Linked DNA regions of Mus musculus: region 2 is linked to region 1. The links are chromatin loops, found by intact Hi-C in ENCODE. Cell type or tissue: heart. All regions are shown on one strand. Links, peaks and the distances in the headings refer to the core of each region. The heading gives the core; the rest is flanking DNA.

What was found. Hi-C counts contacts between places; a loop is a spot of excess contacts. Peaks named below come from ENCODE experiments on the same cell type or tissue, not always from the same donor. Only the 100,000 strongest peaks of a DNase experiment are listed, where the experiment ranks them.
Region 2: a loop joins it to region 1, with 2.0 times the contacts of the local background. A loop is called at or near these places in 2 of 42 quality-filtered maps.

Annotation. Positions count from the first base shown.
Region 1 is chr7:19,150,799-19,159,123 of GRCm38, reverse strand. Snrpd2 (small nuclear ribonucleoprotein D2) reads right to left here. Exons shown (of 3, transcript NM_026943.1): 2 at 7,727-7,906; 3 at 6,398-6,648. The coding sequence ends at 6,474. It overlaps Gipr (gastric inhibitory polypeptide receptor), which reads left to right. Exons shown (of 14, transcript NM_001080815.1): 13 at 1,437-1,478; 14 at 1,556-1,999. The coding sequence ends at 1,756. Among named protein-coding and RNA genes, the nearest start is that of Snrpd2, 5.1 kb to the right of the region's middle. In heart, for the core only: a CTCF peak has its summit at 3,113; DNase peaks (open chromatin) are centred at 1,503 and 7,803; H3K4me3 peaks cover 842 bases; H3K27ac peaks cover 796 bases; H3K27me3 peaks cover 552 bases.
Region 2 is chr7:19,341,440-19,349,740 of GRCm38, reverse strand. It overlaps Ercc1 (excision repair cross-complementing rodent repair deficiency, complementation group 1), which reads right to left and starts at 4,670. Exons shown (of 10, transcript NM_007948.2): 1 at 4,545-4,670; 2 at 4,024-4,135; 3 at 1,125-1,340. The coding sequence starts at 4,128. In heart, for the core only: CTCF peaks have their summits at 4,672 and 6,888; DNase peaks (open chromatin) are centred at 340, 4,380, 6,920, 7,510 and 3 weaker places; H3K4me3 peaks cover 4,127 bases; H3K27ac peaks cover 3,326 bases.

The DNA of each region.
Region 1 (8,325 bases), core at 29-8,028:
GATCCCATTACAGATGGTTGTGAGCCACTATATGGTTGCTGGGAATTGAACTCAGGACCTCTGGAAGAGCAGTCTGAGCTCTTAAGCGCTGAGCCATCTCTCTAGCCCAAGGTGCAGAATTGAAGGACGTAGAAAGTTCCAAAACGTGAGGCCAACGCTGATGTGCTTGCCTTCCCTAGTCCCTACCCTGCTGGACCCAACTGAGCCTCAGTCTTCTCCCTAAAGTGGGGATAGCACCAGTCTCCCCGGTGAGACTGTGCATTCGTTAAAGGAAGCAAGAACAGATGGAGCACATATGCACCTAGCAACAGCCAGGAGCCAAATGGTCGGCCCCCTATTCTGTGAGAGACGGAGGGAACACTCTATGTAAACAGCCAGTCACACAACTAGGGGAACGTCCCAGAATGAAGATCCCTGAGGCAAGAGGGTAGCTAGTGTGCTGGAGGGTGGTGAGGGTGCCTGCAACTCCAGAGCAATTGGGGCGAGCGAGAGGCAAGAGCTAAACAACAGGGGCAGAAAAGCGAGAGAGGGGCCAGGACTCCAAGCGCAACTTCAATTTTGTCTTTTTTCCTCTTCTGGAAAGGGAGATGTGTGATCTGAATTCGATATTAATGGGATTGTAGAAGATCCTAGGAATATCTTGATAATAGCCCATGTTCATATCTGACTTCATGAATCAATTTAAGCCAGGTATTGGGGCTCACACCTGTATTCTGTCTCTAGCTCGCTAAGCATGTGCTCCAATACTGAGAAGACCTCAAGCTCCATAATTAATTAATAATTATTATTTTAAAAGATTTATTTATTTAATATAAGTACACTGTCATTGTCTTCAGACACACCAGCAGAGGGCATCAGATCCCATTACAGATGGTTGTGAGCCACCATGTGGTTGCTGAGAATTGAACTCAAGACCTCTGGAAGAGCAGCCAGTGCTCTTAACTCCTGAGGTACCTCTCCAGCCCTAATTATTATTTTTGAGGTTGAGTCTCACCATGCAGTTCTGGTTGGACATAGAAGTCTGTGTGGACAAGGATATACTCCAACTCATAGAGAACTGTCTCCCTCTGCCACCAGAGTGCTGGAATTAAAGGCATGTGCCACCACACACAGCTAAGTACTACGTCGTTTTACACATTAATTCTGCACCTCTTCCAACCACCGCCTTCATTTTTCCAGGCGAGGAAAGGGAGGCACAGAGTGGTTTGACTGCTTGCCTCAAATGTGGAAAGCAGGGAATAGCGTTCTACACTCAGGACGTTCAACTTCCAACACTTGTTCTCGGCCTTTGGGGGTCCGAGGAGCATTACAGAGAGTTGGTAGCCAGTGAGCAGGTGCCCTCAGTACCTAGGACTAGGCCTGTAACAGCCACAGTACTTTGAGGCTGGAAACAATGAGTCCACAGCAGCGATCTGATCTCGCTCCTCCTCTGACAGGGTTTCCTGGTGAGCGTGCTCTACTGCTTCATCAACAAAGAGGTAGGAGAGGCTGGCCCGCCCGTGCCCCCTGGCGGCCACCCTGGGAACAGCGTCACCCTGAGCGCCCGGCGTTGCAGGTGCAGTCGGAGATCCGCCAGGGTTGGCGCCACCGCCGCCTGCGTCTCAGTCTTCAAGAGCAGCGTCCACGTCCGCACCAGGAACTCGCCCCCCGGGCTGTGCCTTTGAGCTCTGCGTGCCGAGAAGCTGCCGTTGGCAACGCCTTGCCCTCTGGGATGCTGCATGTGCCTGGGGATGAGGTCTTGGAAAGTTACTGCTAGGTAAAGGGACCCCCGTGTCTGTACAGTTAGCATGTATTCAGAGCCTACTGTGTACCAGCCCCAAGTGGAGCAATGCTGGGGAAATGGAGGCGAAGGAACCGGAAAACAAGGTCCCCACGTGTATATATTTGTGGAGGAATCGTTTATGAAAAGAATTGAGGTGTCTAGGACAATCAACTGGAAGGCAATTGGGATAGACATGATGCTTAGGTCATGGGTCATGTTTGAAAGAAGTGACTGGAGACCTCTTGAAGAGTTGGAGGACAAGATTGCTGGCAGATGGAACAGCATTCAAAAAGGTCTTGGGAACAGGAAGAATGGAGAAAGGCTTCCGTGGCTCCACTGGAAAAAGCGAGGGCCTCCAGATGGGAAGAAGTGGGCAGGGGGTGCAGAAACTGGAATTTCATCCCAGGCTCACTGAAGATTTGATTATTTTTACTTTACGTGTACGATTGTTTTGTCTGTGTGTACGGATGTACACCGCAGGCATGCAGCCCCTGCATATGCTTGAAGGGCAGAAGACCCCTGGGACTGGATGGTTGTCAGCCTCCATGTAGGTTAACAGAACTCCATCTCTCCAGCCCTCCACCCCCAAGATTCTTAGCAGCAGTGTCTCCTGGGCTGTTTTCCATGGTTCTCTGTTCGTTATTAGGGGCAGTGAGTTGGGAGCCCAGTGAGAGGAATGTAGGTGGCTGGACCAGAACGGAGGCCACAGAGAGGTGGGAAGGATTTGTTGAGGGATCCCAGGATCAAAGGAGACTGCCATGACCAAAGGAGAGAGGTTCAAAGGCTCTGGGGTGGGAGGCTCTTTGCCTGTGTTAGGCTGTGGGAGAAGCCGAGCAGCAGGACACAGAGCTATATGAGTGAGAGCTGGCAGCCAAGCAAGAGGGCCTGGGGTCAGTGAGGTAGACAGATCCTTCCGCCTCCCAGACACACCCACCCCCACCCCACAGCCATTCACACCACACCCCTCCTTTATTAGTAGCGGCTGCTGGATTTTTCCCCAAGGTTCCCAGAAAGATGTGTCTCATAGCTGACTCACACTCCACGATTTAAGACTTTGGCTTCTGGTGGAGTGGAGACTGTAGTAAATCAAGCTTCTTTACGGAGTGGGAGGAGGCCAGGCTAGAAAGGGAGATGACTAGGGTGTGTGTGAGGTCGTCTGCTGTAGATGAGTGAGGCTCAACTGGAGCAATGTGTTGGCGCAAAAACCCCACGAACACCACACTGCTACTGTACCCTGCCCTGAGCTAATCTCTATTGAAATCTAAGACATATGTACAATTAAAGTCGTGCATGTGAGCATGCTGCTTGTTTGGAAGGCAACACAGAAATATCAGACCCAGACAAGGGGTGGCGCTGTAACCCCAGCATCTGGGAGGCTTAGCTGAAAGAACACAGGTTGGCTATCTGAACCTCGGAGATCGTCTCAAACAGCAAAAGCAGCGGGAACCAGCCTTGCTCAGTTCTTAATTGGGCTACTGCATTAGCTGTCACTAAACTCCGTCTGAGGACCTCCACTTTGGCTTTTATCTCTGGAAAGGATTATCTGAAGGCAATCAAAGGCGGAGGCTGAACTGTTGCATGTTCAAAACCAGCCTTATTTACTTGCCTAGTCTCAGACCAGTTAGAGCTAGCCTTTTCCCCAATCCCATCATCCAAGAAGCTGAGGCAGAAGTGTTGCTCCAATCTGAGGCCAGCCTAGGCTATATAACAAGACCCTGTCAAAACAGAAAGGGCCAGGGGAGATGGCTCACTCAGTGGGCAAAGTGCTGGCCACAACAGTCTTGGGACCAGAACTCTGGCCCATAGTGCCCACATACGGGGAAGAGTGAAGATTTCCCATGTGACCCCAGGTCTCCATAACATACAAATGTGTGCACATGTACCCATTTACATGTGAACACACATATGCACACATACAAACTACCCCTGTCACATGCAATTAAGAAAAAAAAAAAAGGTAGATAAAAGCACCGTTTGGACAGCCAGGTATCCTGGACTGTAACCCTGACATTCAGAGAGGCAAGCGAAGTTTCCATGTCTGGTGAGGAGTGTTCAGGGTGACAGACAGGGCAGGAACTACAGCTTTGAGCCTGTGACCTGAAGACTCAGTCCAGTCCTGCTCCTGGGTGAAATAAGTGGGCTTCACTGGACTGACATTGCCCACCAGCTTGGCTGCAAAGCTTACAATTTTACTTTTATTATTTACTTGGGCTTTTTGAGACAGGGTGTCTCAGTGTAGTCCTGGCCATCCAGAATACATAGCTCTAAAGGCCCAGCAGCCACACTGGCACTCTGTAGGTCACCACACGGAGTGGCCGGCTGTCTTCCTCCATGGCAGTCGCCAACTTCCCTGGCAAGAGACCAACTCCCTTTCTTTTCCTTCCCAGAATGCAGAGGGAGGTTGCAGGTTTTGTGAGCCAGGAGGCTCCGATCCTAGGTTCTCAGTGCAAACTGACGAAGCCCAGTGGGGAGCAGAGGCCTCCCTGCCTGGCCCTGCTTCTCCTCAGCACTCGAGAGCCTCAGGAGCAGGGGAGGGCAGGTGCCCAACTTTACCGGCTTGGCATCGTGGGAGACCATTAAGTGGGAGGAGATGGAGGGGGCGCCCAGACCCCAGCCTGTACTTTTCCAAATGTATTTTCAATGGAGTCTTTTCTTTTTGAAAGGAACTCACTATGCCTGGCTCACCAGGAATTTACCATGTAGACCCAGGCTAGCCTTGAACTTGCAGCCAATTCTGCCTCAGCCTCTTAAGCTGTAGGGATGGATCACGGGTACACTCATGTTTGCTTTCATTTTACTTGTTTTTTTTGTTTTGTTTTTGTTTTTGGAGTCAGGGTTTCTCTGTGTAGCCCTGGCTGTCCTGGAACTCACTCTGTAGACCAGCCTGGCCTCGAACTCAGAAATCCACCTGCCTCTGCCTCCTGAGTGCTGGGATTTTACTTGTTTTTGAGGCGGGGTTTCTCTGTGTGGCTCTGGCTGTACTGGAACTTGCTCTGTAGATCAGACTGGCCTCACAAAGATTTCCCTGCCTCTGACCAGGCTATCCTGGAACTCAGAAATCTGCCTATCTGCCTGCTTCTGCCTCCTAAGTGCTAGGATTAAAGGCATATGCCACCACTGTCTGGCCTGTTTTTGTATCTAATTTTAATCCATGTGTATTTGTGTGCAGGTGCCCAAGGAAGGTAGAATGTTGGATCCCTCAGGTTCTGTTACAGGTGGTTTGGAGTTGCCACATATGGGTGCTAGGCATTAAACTTGGTAGCCACTGAGCCATTTCACCAGCCCTGGCTGCCTATCAGGATGTAGCTTCATTATCTCTTACATGGGTGACTTTGGGACATGTCAATGCTTTTCCTGAATCTCAGTGGTTTCAACTGAATGAGCTTAGGATAGCTGTGGTGACGTAGGTCTGTTATCCTAGTTGCTTGGAAGATTATGGCTGGGGGATTACAAGCTCAAGGCCAGCCTGGGAAACTTCCTAAGAAGTTTCCTGTCTTAATGGAAGGACTGGGGAGATGGTTCAGTGGTTAGAAGCATTTGCGATATAAGCATGAGACCCTCAATTAGAATCTGTAGCATGGGGTGGAGACAGAATTGCTGGAGTTTGCTGGGCATCAGCCTGGTTCTGTTCAATGAGAGACTCTGTCTCAAGGGAATTAAGGGCAGTGTTAGAGGACACCTAATATTGTACTTGGGCACATATATATATATGTAAGTGAATGGAGGGCTGGGGATTTAGCTCATGGGGGAGAGCTTGCTAAGCATATGAGACCCTAGGTCCAATTCTCAGGACCACAAAAGAACAAAAGAGAGAGCTCTAAAGTACACAACAAAGCTGTTCTTTCTGGCAGCAGCTCAGGGAACACATGCAAGTTTTCTTGGCTGCAGGCTTCGAAGTTCTGTACAGGGACGCACAGGATAACGTTAGCTGTGACTTCCACAGTTCAGGAGGACAGCTAGGCTGAATGGTGGTAGCTCATACCTTTAATCCCAGGACTCATGAGGCAGAAGCAGGGGGAATCTGAGTTTGAGGACAGCCTGGTCTACAAAGTGAGTTCCAAGACTGCCAGGACTATAGAGAGAAATTCTGTCTTGAAAAGAAAAAAGAAAGAGGACAGCTAAAGGGCCAGAGAGATGGCTTAACAGTTAAGAGCACTTGTTGCTCTTGTAGAAGACCCAGGTTTTTTTCCCAGCACCCACATGGCTGCCTCACCACCACATGTAACTACCTCTAGGGGCATCCAACTCTCCTTTTCTGGCTCCTATGGGTACCAAGAACAGACACATCCAGGCAAAACACCCATACATGTTTTATATACATGTAAAGAGGGCAGAGACTCCTGACCTCCAGCCCATGATCGCCTGGGAGGACACAGACAGAGATACCAGATAGACAGAGTTGTGGGTAGAGCAGAAGGCCCTGGGTCCTCCACGAGCCTCTTAAATAGGCTTCCCTTTCCCACTTGCACATTGTCAGAGAATCCCTCTGTCCACAATACACAAAAGTCCAATTAAACTGTCTCCTTTGCAGACAGGGCTGTTATATACCGCAGCACCCACAGGCCCTGTCCTAGTGCTCAGCCCAACACACTCTTTTAAGACCCAAGAGCAGAGAAGACCACTGGAAAACATAAAAACCAAAAAGCACAGGGTTTTATTTCTCGCCCACTGGGCAGGGTTCTGCAGGCCTTCGCAGGGCAGGGAGCAGGCTCTACTTGCCAGCGATGAGTGGGTTCCGCAGCACCACGATGACCGAGTCCCCGCGCAGGAACATCTTGGAGATGTAGCGGTCCTTGTTGACAGGCTTGGATTTCTTCTTGCCCTTGCCGCTCTTGGGAACCTCAGTCCACATCTCCTTCACATTTTCCAGCACCATGTTGCAGTGCCTGATGGGGTAGGGGTGGGGGGGGAAGCTGGAGTAAGGGGGGGCATTCCGAGTGCCCACCTTTGCCTGGCACTGTGTGAACTCTCCAGCAGCAGGCATAAGGAAAGCCCAGGCTCCACAGTGGGGATGGGCAGGCTGCAAAGTGATTTCACTTTATAGTGTCCCTTCTGTGCCTCAGTTTCCCCCTTCATGAAATGGAGACAGTCTATTTCATAGGGCTGGTGTGAAGATTGGATGAATAAAGAACTCAGGACCCAGCAGAGTAAAGCCCACCAAAATGGCCCTGGCTCTGGCGTTAACTCTAACTCTGAGAGAAACAGCAGGAGAGAAGCACTTGCTCCCTCCAGAGGGTCTTAGGGTGCTGGGGTTAGACACGGCTCCCAACACGCGCACTCCAGTGCTGCACAGTCCTGTCCTCATGGGGCCGGGTGGCCATTGTTCACACTTGGATCAGTTCTTTCCACAAATGCTTGCTTGAGGACAGTGAATAAGAGCAAAGTACAGTGCCAGATGTGTATGGCTAAGTCACAAGGCAAGTCCCATGCTAACTAAAACAATAAAGCAGGACGGCATGCTTCATGCAATCCTGTAATCCCAGCGCTCGGGAGATGGGAGCAGGAGGATTAGAAGTGTAAGGTTAGCCTCTGCCACATCTGTAGCCAGTTCGAGCTACATAGTAAAGACCCTGTCTCAAAACAAACTACAAAGCAATACAAGATATTTGACACTGATGTCTGGTCTACAGATAAACAAATCAAATATCGAAATTCCAGTCCAATTTCCTGCCAGGGGATTCTGATAACTACTAGACATGTCCATAGCATACAGACTCATATGCAGACAAAACACCTAAACACGTAAGATATGTATTATAAAAAGGTTAAGCATCGCCACTTTCTACATTTTTGAGCTAGGTCGTGCCATGAGACACTGGCTGGCCTCCAACTCATAGTGATTCCCCGAGTGCTGAGATTAAAGGTGCTTTGTCACCGTGTGTGCCCACCTTATTATCCTTCTGGAATGACCTTTCCTTCAGGCCCCTCGGACCCAGACCCAGCCCTCCCCAAGACAGCACTCACCTGTCAAAGGCCTTCACCCGGCCCAGCAGCTTCTTGTTGTTGCGACAGTTAATGAGCACTTGCGTGTTGTTCTTGACCGACTGCGTGAGCACTGAGAGGGGACCTGTGTTGAATTCCTCCTCCTCCCGCTTCTGCAGCTCCTCTGGGGTCATCTCACTCTTGGGTTTATTGAGGAGACTCCTGGATAGAGAACCCAGGGGTGAGATGGGTTCAAGTTGGAAATGTACGTGATCAAAGCCACACTGTCCAGTGTCTCCCCAGCCCCCTTTCTGGTGCAGTCTTTTCTGGAGGCAGGAGAGACATTTCCATGGTAGCCTGCCCCGGCTCATCTACCTAACCTCTTCCACCCACCGCTGACCTTGAATTCTCAATTCTCCTGACTCCACTGCCTAAGGTCTGAGATGACAGAGGCTCACCATCATGCCTGGCAGTTGATTCTTCTTTCAAACCTTACTCTATCCTTATATCTTGTCATCTGCCACCATGGTACATCCAAACCTTGGCCCTTTCTATCCGCAACCTAAACTTCAATCATCTCTCTCCATGAACCTCCGCCCCACCCCACAACATCTCACTGTAGAAGCCTGGCTGCCCCAGAA
Region 2 (8,301 bases), core at 1-8,000, 190 kb before region 1:
GTCACCATCACACTCCCTGAGGTCATCTTGTAAATAGTGATCGGCAGCAGCATCTAGGCTCTGCCATGGCTGAGTTCCCGGGAGGTAGCGGTCTCTCCAGTTCCCCTCCCCAGCTCAAGGTCAAAGCACTCGGGCAGCCCAGGCTCTAACCCATCCAGAAAGCATAGAGAACACACACTGTCTCCTATGCTGGGACACAGCGGTGACCAGGACAGGCCCAGTTCTTATGGACTCTGCCCCCAGTTCCAGACTTGTCTCTCCTGAGCCCCTGGACCATCTGCTATGCACCCTCACCCGGATTCTTGAGACTTCTGGAATTTCCTGACTCACAGATAGCATCTAGCATGGACTTCCTAAGGCCCGAGGGACTCCTGAGGGAACGGAACACCTTGTATTCGCCTGGGTGACTCATAGTGCTCCTATTTGGCCCAGAACAGACCTAGAGGACCCATGCTCAGAATTCAGGGTTCGGAATTGTCTGCCCCAAGCCCACCTCCACAGAGGAAGGGCTCAAGGTTCACCAGTAGCTAGGGACGGCATCTATCCAAGCCCGTGTCATAATTCTACTGTAACCCAAAAGGACTGAGTTCAAAAGCTCCCATGCCATAACACCCTAGGCATGAAGTGAACGGAGGAGTTGATGCATAGAGAAAGCAGGGAACGGATGCACCAAGTAACTCCTTCAAGCTACCACAGACATCAAAAGCCTCCGTTCTAAAGCGGGGCAGGAGGCTGGGCGTGGTGGTACACGCCCTTAGTCGGAGGCAGACACAGGTGAGGTCTCTAAGTTTGAGGCCGGCCAGGCGACATCACTTGGGCAGCATTTCAGTGACTTCTGAGGTTCTCCCTACAGGTTCTGAGGAAATGATCAGACCTGGGGACAGGAGCCAAGCTGCCTAAACAGAGTGACAGCCCTAGCAGGGAGGGCTGGGGCACCCTGAACCCATGAGCTCATAGGCCAATGCATGAATGGTGGGGTATCTACAGGAAGGAATAAATGAATGAATGAAGGGGTGTGTATATTAATGAATGAATGCAGAAATTAATGAAGTGACAAATGCATGAAGAAGGCATGAGTAAACAGAGCCCATCAGAATCCCCAGGGGCCCATCCCCCGCTCTCACCTGCCTCGGGCTCACGATGATGCTATTAGACTTTGCTCCTGTTTTCAGGGTCTGGCTGGGGTTCTCTCCTGCCGCAGGTTCAGAGCCTGTGGGCACTGTGGCCCCAGCCCCTCCTGGAGGCTGGGTGATGGCGTACTCAGCATACGTCTGAGGGGCCACGTGGGCTGAGGTTGCTGGGATGGTGGGATTCCGTGACGATCTGAATAAGGGCTTGACCTGTGGAGAGAAGGGAGGACTGGAGATGAGGAAGAAACACTGAGGTCCTCCCCCTCCTCCCAGATGCTCCCCGGGGCTAAGAATAAGCAAGGGCTGGGGCTATGGCTCAGTTGTGTGTCTCAGCGAGCCAGGCACAGTGGTGCACACCTGTCATCCGAGCACTCGGGAGGCAGAGGCTGAGATGCTCTAGGCTGTCCCTATAGCCCTGCCTCTGGGCCCACCCCTCCTGTGGATGCAGCACCCATCTGCTCAGGCTCCTCAGCTTGCTCACCTCAGAGCCTCTGGACTAGCTTCCCCTCCAGTCAGTTGTCCCATGGCCCATTCCCTTATTACTCCTCCTGGCCAGATCCTTCAGAAGACGTCACAAGTACAGGGATTTTTGTTGGTAGTTACTTTTTGGGACAGGGTTTCTTTGTGTGTCCCTGGCTGTCCTGGAACTCACTGTGTAGACCAGGCTGGCCTCAAACTCAGAGATCCACCTGCCTCTGCCTCCCGAGTGCTGGGATTAAAGGCGTGTGCCACCACACTTGGCCTGTTGTGCTTTGTTTTTGAATCAGACTCTCACTATGTAGCTCAGGCTAGCCTGGAACTTATGATGGTCCTCCTGCCTCAGCATCTCCAATGCTGGGATTTGAGGTGTTTGCCAACATGCTTGACTCAGATGTCTTTCTTGTTTCTTAAGATCTACTTATTTTTGTTCATGTATAAGTGTCTGTGTGTGTATGCCATATGTGTGCCCATGTGTGGTGTGTGCCTATAGAAGCCACGAGAAGGTGTTGGGTCCCTGCAGCTGGACTTATAGGTAATTGATTGTGAGCTATCTGACATGGGAGCATGAACCAAATCTGGATTCCCTAGAAAAAACAGAAAATCCTTTTTTTTTAAAAGACTTTAGCAATGGGCATTGATGGCTCATACATTTTTTTAAAGATTTATTTATTTATTATATATAAGTACACTGTAGCTCTCTTCAGACGCCCCAGAAGAGGACATCAGATCCCACCCATTATAGATGGTTGTGAGCCACCATGTGGTTGCTGGGATTTGAACTCATGACCTCTGGAAGAGCAGTCAGCGCTCTTAACCATTAAGCCATCTCTTCAGCCCTGGCTCATATATTTAATGCCTATCTCAAAACCAAAACCAAACAAAAACGGCCCAAGCAACCTTAGTGAATGCCTCATCTAACCAGCTTCCATGTTTCCTTTTAAATTCTTATTTTATTAGTATTGAGTGTTTTGCCTGCATGTATATACATGCACCATGTACATTCTTGGTTGCCCTCAGTGGTCAAAAGAGGGCACTGGATCCCCTGGAACTGGAATTACAGCCGGTTGTAAGCCACCATATGGATGTTAGGGAACTGAACCTGGGTCCTCTGCAAGAGCAACTAATGCATTTAAGTGCTGAGCCATCTCTTTAGATCACCAATTTCTTTTTCTTAGAGGACAAAAACTTCCATTTCTAGCCTTTGGTGGTGGCCGCACACCTTTGATCCTAGCACTTGGGAAGCAGAGAGAGGCAGAGCTCTGTGAGATCCAGAACAGCCAGGGCTACACAGAGAAATCAAAAAAACTTAGATAGATGGATAGATAGACAGACAAACAGCCAGTTTCCAACTCTTAAATGTCAAATCCAGAGCCAAGGAGACGGCTCAGGGGACAGTGGTGCCTGACACCTAAGCTTGAAGCCTGAAAGTTACCAGATGGAGGCAGAGAATTGACCTCCACACAAATGCCCTGGCAAGTACACCCCCAACCCACACTACATAAAGAAATGTAAAAACAAAGCAAAATAATAACAGAAAAAGGTCAGATCCAAATCCATAACTTGAAAACCCAGAATACTGCTTATACAAAACCCATAGCTGAGTTTAGTGTTGTGAAATGCACCTGGAAGTTCCTATCACTTGAGAGATGGAGACAGGAGGATTGCTGCAAGTTTTAGGTCATAGCAAGGCTCAAGAAAGAAAAAAAGAAAGAAAAGAAAAGAAAGAAGGAAGGGGGGGCAGGCAAGATGGCTCAGTGGGTAAAGGTACTTGCCAGCTTCGTGACCTCACTCAGTTCAGTCCTGAGGATCTACACAGTACAAGGATAAAATCAAGTCCCACGGGTTATCTTTTGCCCTTCACAGGAGCTTCACAGCACTCATCCATGTGTGTACAGACAGCACAAAGACATGTTTTAGAGGCCAGAGAGATGCCTTCTCAGTTAAGAGCACTGGCTGCTCTTCAAGAGGATCTGGATTCAATTCCAGGTCTAGGGGAGCCAATGACTTCTGGCCTCTGCAGGTCTACATGCATGTAGTGCACAGACATACAGGCATGCAAAACATCCACACAAAAAACAAAAGGATGTTCCATTGCTATAACCTCAGCACTTGGGAAGTGGAGATGGGAGGAACTGGATTTAAGGCCAACCCTAGCTACACATCAATTTCAAGGCTAGCCCAGGAAACATGTGACCCAATCGAAGACCCAAACTAAACAAACAAAAGCTATCACTGGCCATTGCCCAGCTGCCAGCCTCTCCCTTAACCACCCTGTCATGCCATTTTACCAACGGGCAAACCGAGGATTGCAGAGCATGGCAGGTTATTTTTCCAAAGCAACCCAAGCCTAAACTCACACCGTAGTCCCAGGGATCCTTTTAACTCCCAAGAGCCCCCAAGTCTTCGCTCTTACCCCTGCACAGGGCACCTCTTCTTCCTCCAGTGGGATAACAAACTTCCTCCTGGTGGGTGGTCCTGAGGGCTGTGGCCGACTTTCCTCGTCCTTCCCAGGGTCCATCTGGGGCCTGAAAGGCGTGGCGACATCGTCGTAGGCATTTCCATATTCCAGAGGGAAACTCTGGCTCACAGTGGTATCCCCACCCCATCCCACAAAAGGTTGCCCGGTTCGCTAGCGTTAGGTTCCAGAGGACCAACCAGTGGGCCCGCCCCTTTCCTCCTTCTCACTCCGGATTGGTCTACGGGTCTTATAGCCCCGCCTACCTGCTATTACTCCCGCACGACACTCGCTCAGAGGCAATTGGCCCCGCCCCCAGGGGCACACCTGGATGCTTTCGCCTCGCCCAGTCCCGGCCTAGTCTCAGCCTCCGCAATGATTGGCTTCTTCCGCTGCCAATCATCAATCCCCGGCCTCCATCCACCTCCACCCTGTCCCTCTCGGTCCTAGCTCTGCGTCTAAGCACTGCCAAAACTCACCTGGTCTTTCCCGATGCCTAGAAGGAAATACCACGGGGGGAAACAGAGGCGACACAACGCCAGCACAGCCAGCACAACTCCTGCTAGACTCACTTCCGGCCGCTCTGGCCCTTCGCTCGTCTCGCTGCTCCCCGGAGGAGTTAGAGCGGGGAACTCTATTCGCGCTGCTCTCTATGGTCCTGGAGGACCGCTGTGGTTTGGGGCGGATGGAAGCTTGTGCATCTTGGTACCTGGGAGACTTTGACTTCAAGTAGTTGTGTTCCAAGGCCCTCTTGAGCGCTTCCCAGACTCCAGATCCGGCTCAGTGATGATCAAAGGAGGTGGGGGAGGGAAAGGAGGAAAGGAGAGAGAGACAGAGACAAAGAGAGAGAGAGACAGAGAGAGAGAGAGAGAGAGAGAGAGGAGGGAGGTGAGATTTCAGAGGACGCCCTCCCTGTAAGCGTGGGTGGACTCAGCCCACAGACATTGACTCACTCATTCTAAGCCATTCCCCACTTGCATCCCAAGCAGGGACTGATACCGACAGCTGTGGCTTAAAGTCCAGTGGGACAGTCAGACAGGGACAACCCAGAGCGGGCAGGGTCGGGAAGGGAGAGCCCAGAGGACATTGAGCCCGTGTTAGGGGGCACCTGACCCAGCTGGGGTGTGAGGACGGGCTTCCTGAAGGAAGGGACACCTGTGTTCCGAGACCTGGGCCCCATGAATGACTTAGTATGACTCATTTCCTGGAAGGACAGTTTCACCCCGTTCCAACTTGTAGTTCTGTGATTGCTAAGGAAATAGTTTAATGGTCTTATATATTTTTTGTTCTTGCTCATTTCCTTTGCCTATTCCTTTTAACAAAGATTGGCTCATATCCTTTGCCCATTTTTTCGAAATGAGCAATTCAACGGTTTTTTAAATTAAAAAGGGGGAGGAAAAGGAGATGAGCATCTTTTGATTACCGCCCATTTGTTGGAGTGATGCTTAAGGGCTGATGCTGTTAGTCACTTCATTAGGCTGCAAATCTTTCCTTCGAGTTCATACTTTTAAAAATTCTCCATTTAAAATTTTGCATGCATTTACCAACGTATTCTCCATTTTCTTTTGGTCTTCGTGTATTGAGAGAGGGCACGCCCAAAGGTCATCATATGTAATCCCTCTATATCTTTTTTAATGTTTTCCTAGTTGTGAGGTGTGTGTGTGTGTGTGTGTGTGTGTGTGTGTGTACAAGCACATGCCTACGCTGTGAATTCTAGGCAGAGACACTACTATTGAGCCATGGCCCCAGGCCTTTGGAAGTGTGATACAAAACAGAACTATTAATAGTAGCCAGGCGAAATGGCTCACACATTTAATCCCAACACACGAGGCAGAGACAGGCGGATCTCGGTGAGTTCGAGGACAGCATGACCTACAGAGTGATTTCCAGGTCAGCCAGAGCTACAAAATAAGATCCTGACTCAAAACTAGTTAATTTATCAAATTTAATAGTAAGTAACCGTTGATCCTAGGAAGGAAAGGGGTTGAGCTGCCAAGGAATCAGAGTGCCGTGCATAAGCCTTGCCATTAGAGGGCGCGCCTGAACCGTGTGTTCTGTGAAGGAAGCGCTGACAGAGGCAAGTTCCCACTGAATGCCTTAGTTTCTCTACCTGGAATCATTTGCTGAGGTTAAAAGGGTGCAGTAAGACCGCAGTGAGTGGTGGCAACCACCAGCACGCATGTAAACCCAGCACCGAGAACGCTGAGGCAGGAGGACTGGAGCAAGTTCCAAACTAGCTTATGTCCTACTTAGTGACTTCCAGCCCAGCCTGTGCCACAAAGCAAGACCCTGAACAAAACAAACAAAAAAACCAAAACCTCTGGATGTATTGGTGTCAACCCTAACACTGGAGAAGCAGAAGCAGGCGATCTATGTGAGTTCAAGGGCAGCCTGATCTATACAGTGACTTCCATATCAGCCAGGGATACATAGGAAGACTCTCCCACTACCCCCTCCCCCATGAAAAAAGAACCAGGGACTGGAGAAATGGCTCAGAAGTTAAGAACACTGACTACTCTTGCTGAGGACTAGATTCACAGCATTCACAACCATCTGTGACTCCAGTTGCAGGGGATCTGACGCCCTTTTCAGACCTCCTAAGGTACCAAGTACACAGAACACTCATACACATAAAACAAAACAGAATTACATGCCATTTAAAAAATAAAATACAAGGACGCGTGTCTCTGAATCTCTGAAATGTCAGAGAGCGAGCGTGTGTGAGATACCAAGCTAAGTAGAATCCTAACTCCGTGTGTGAGATGTGTTTCTCCCACAGGGCAAAGGTATCCCAAGTCTTGAACCTGCAACTCTCGTCTCTACCGCCAGGGGTCGCCTGCGCCCCGCTATTATAGGATTCTCGGGTGGGTTGGGAAGGACCACGCGGGATGCTCAGGACCCAGCGGGAAGGCGGCGAGCATCCCTACCGCAGCCAACCTGCGTCCCGACCGCCCACGGCTGTGACTTTGAGTCGTTTGCATTAGTCAAGGGCGGGAAAAGTTCCTCCTAGTTCTTCAGCATCCCCAAGTTTGCTTTCTGTGTTCAATTTCTGCACTGAGCCTTGCATATCCAGATCGAGGTCCTCCCACTCGGGGGCTTTGAGTTCAAATGATCCCACTTTGAGTTCAAATGATCTCTCTTAGCATCCCGGTCAAGCTTTCCTCCTGGGTTTCTTCCTCCTGTATCAAGTACGGTTCTGTTCCCCTCTGCACTCCAGAAGGGATGGAGAACTGGGGGCTTGGACTAAAAAGGAGCTGGACAGCTGGAGACCCTCAAAGGTTCCGCCTGCGGCGGCGAGGGTGGGGGACCACAGTGACCAGGCCGGCGTCCCCACCCGCCTCTAAACTTAGCCGCGGTGACGGCGATCGCGGCGGGCCGGGGACACAGGGGGCCCGAGCAGAGAGGGGGGCTGGCTCGCCTCGGCTGTGAGAGCTTCTATTTATAGTGCCCGGAGCCCGAAATAGCGTGGAGCAGAGCGGCCTGGATGACGCGGGAGCCGCCCGGGGCTGACTCACCCGGCCCGGAGTGGAGGCCCCCGGATGGGGGGACAGTGGAGCGCACCGGACCCGACCCCCGCGCCTTCACGGACACCTCTTCTACTACTGCACCTCAATGTGTCCACTGGGACAATGTGTCCGTGGATGAATAGATACACAGCAAAAGATGTTTGTAGCAGAGGCACTGCAGTTGGATTAAGGGAAGAACTTCCACCAAAGAAATTGGACCAGGTAGGAACACGTGCTTCTCACTAGGAGGAGTACTGAAATGTTTTAGGCATGGCGGCGCAGACTCATTGACCACAGACAGCCATCGTTCCATAACGTGTCTTCTGTACTGCCCCACCCCCACCCCCAACCCCTGGAATGTTCCTCCTGCCTGGAGTGCTTATCCCTGCCTCCAAAGACTTGAGAACTCATACGCTTACTTTAGAGCGCTGTCCCTCTGACCTAGTGGCCTGGGATAAATGAGCGGTGTCCAGGGCAACACGAGACAGAGCTAAAGATAAATTTAATCTAGCCGATTAGCATGGATTGAAAAGTGATGGCAAGAAGGAAAAATGGATCCAACAGCAGCTTGCTTTCTGTCCCTGCAGCAGGTGCCATGTGCAGGTGTGGCCCGGGAGCCTCGTTTTAACCCCGGGAGGGGCGCACTGCAAACCATGGTTAGTGTTGCACTGTGTCGCCTACACCTGGGCCACCTGGTCCTCAGGTCATGGGGGTCCTAGCATTGGGGCCT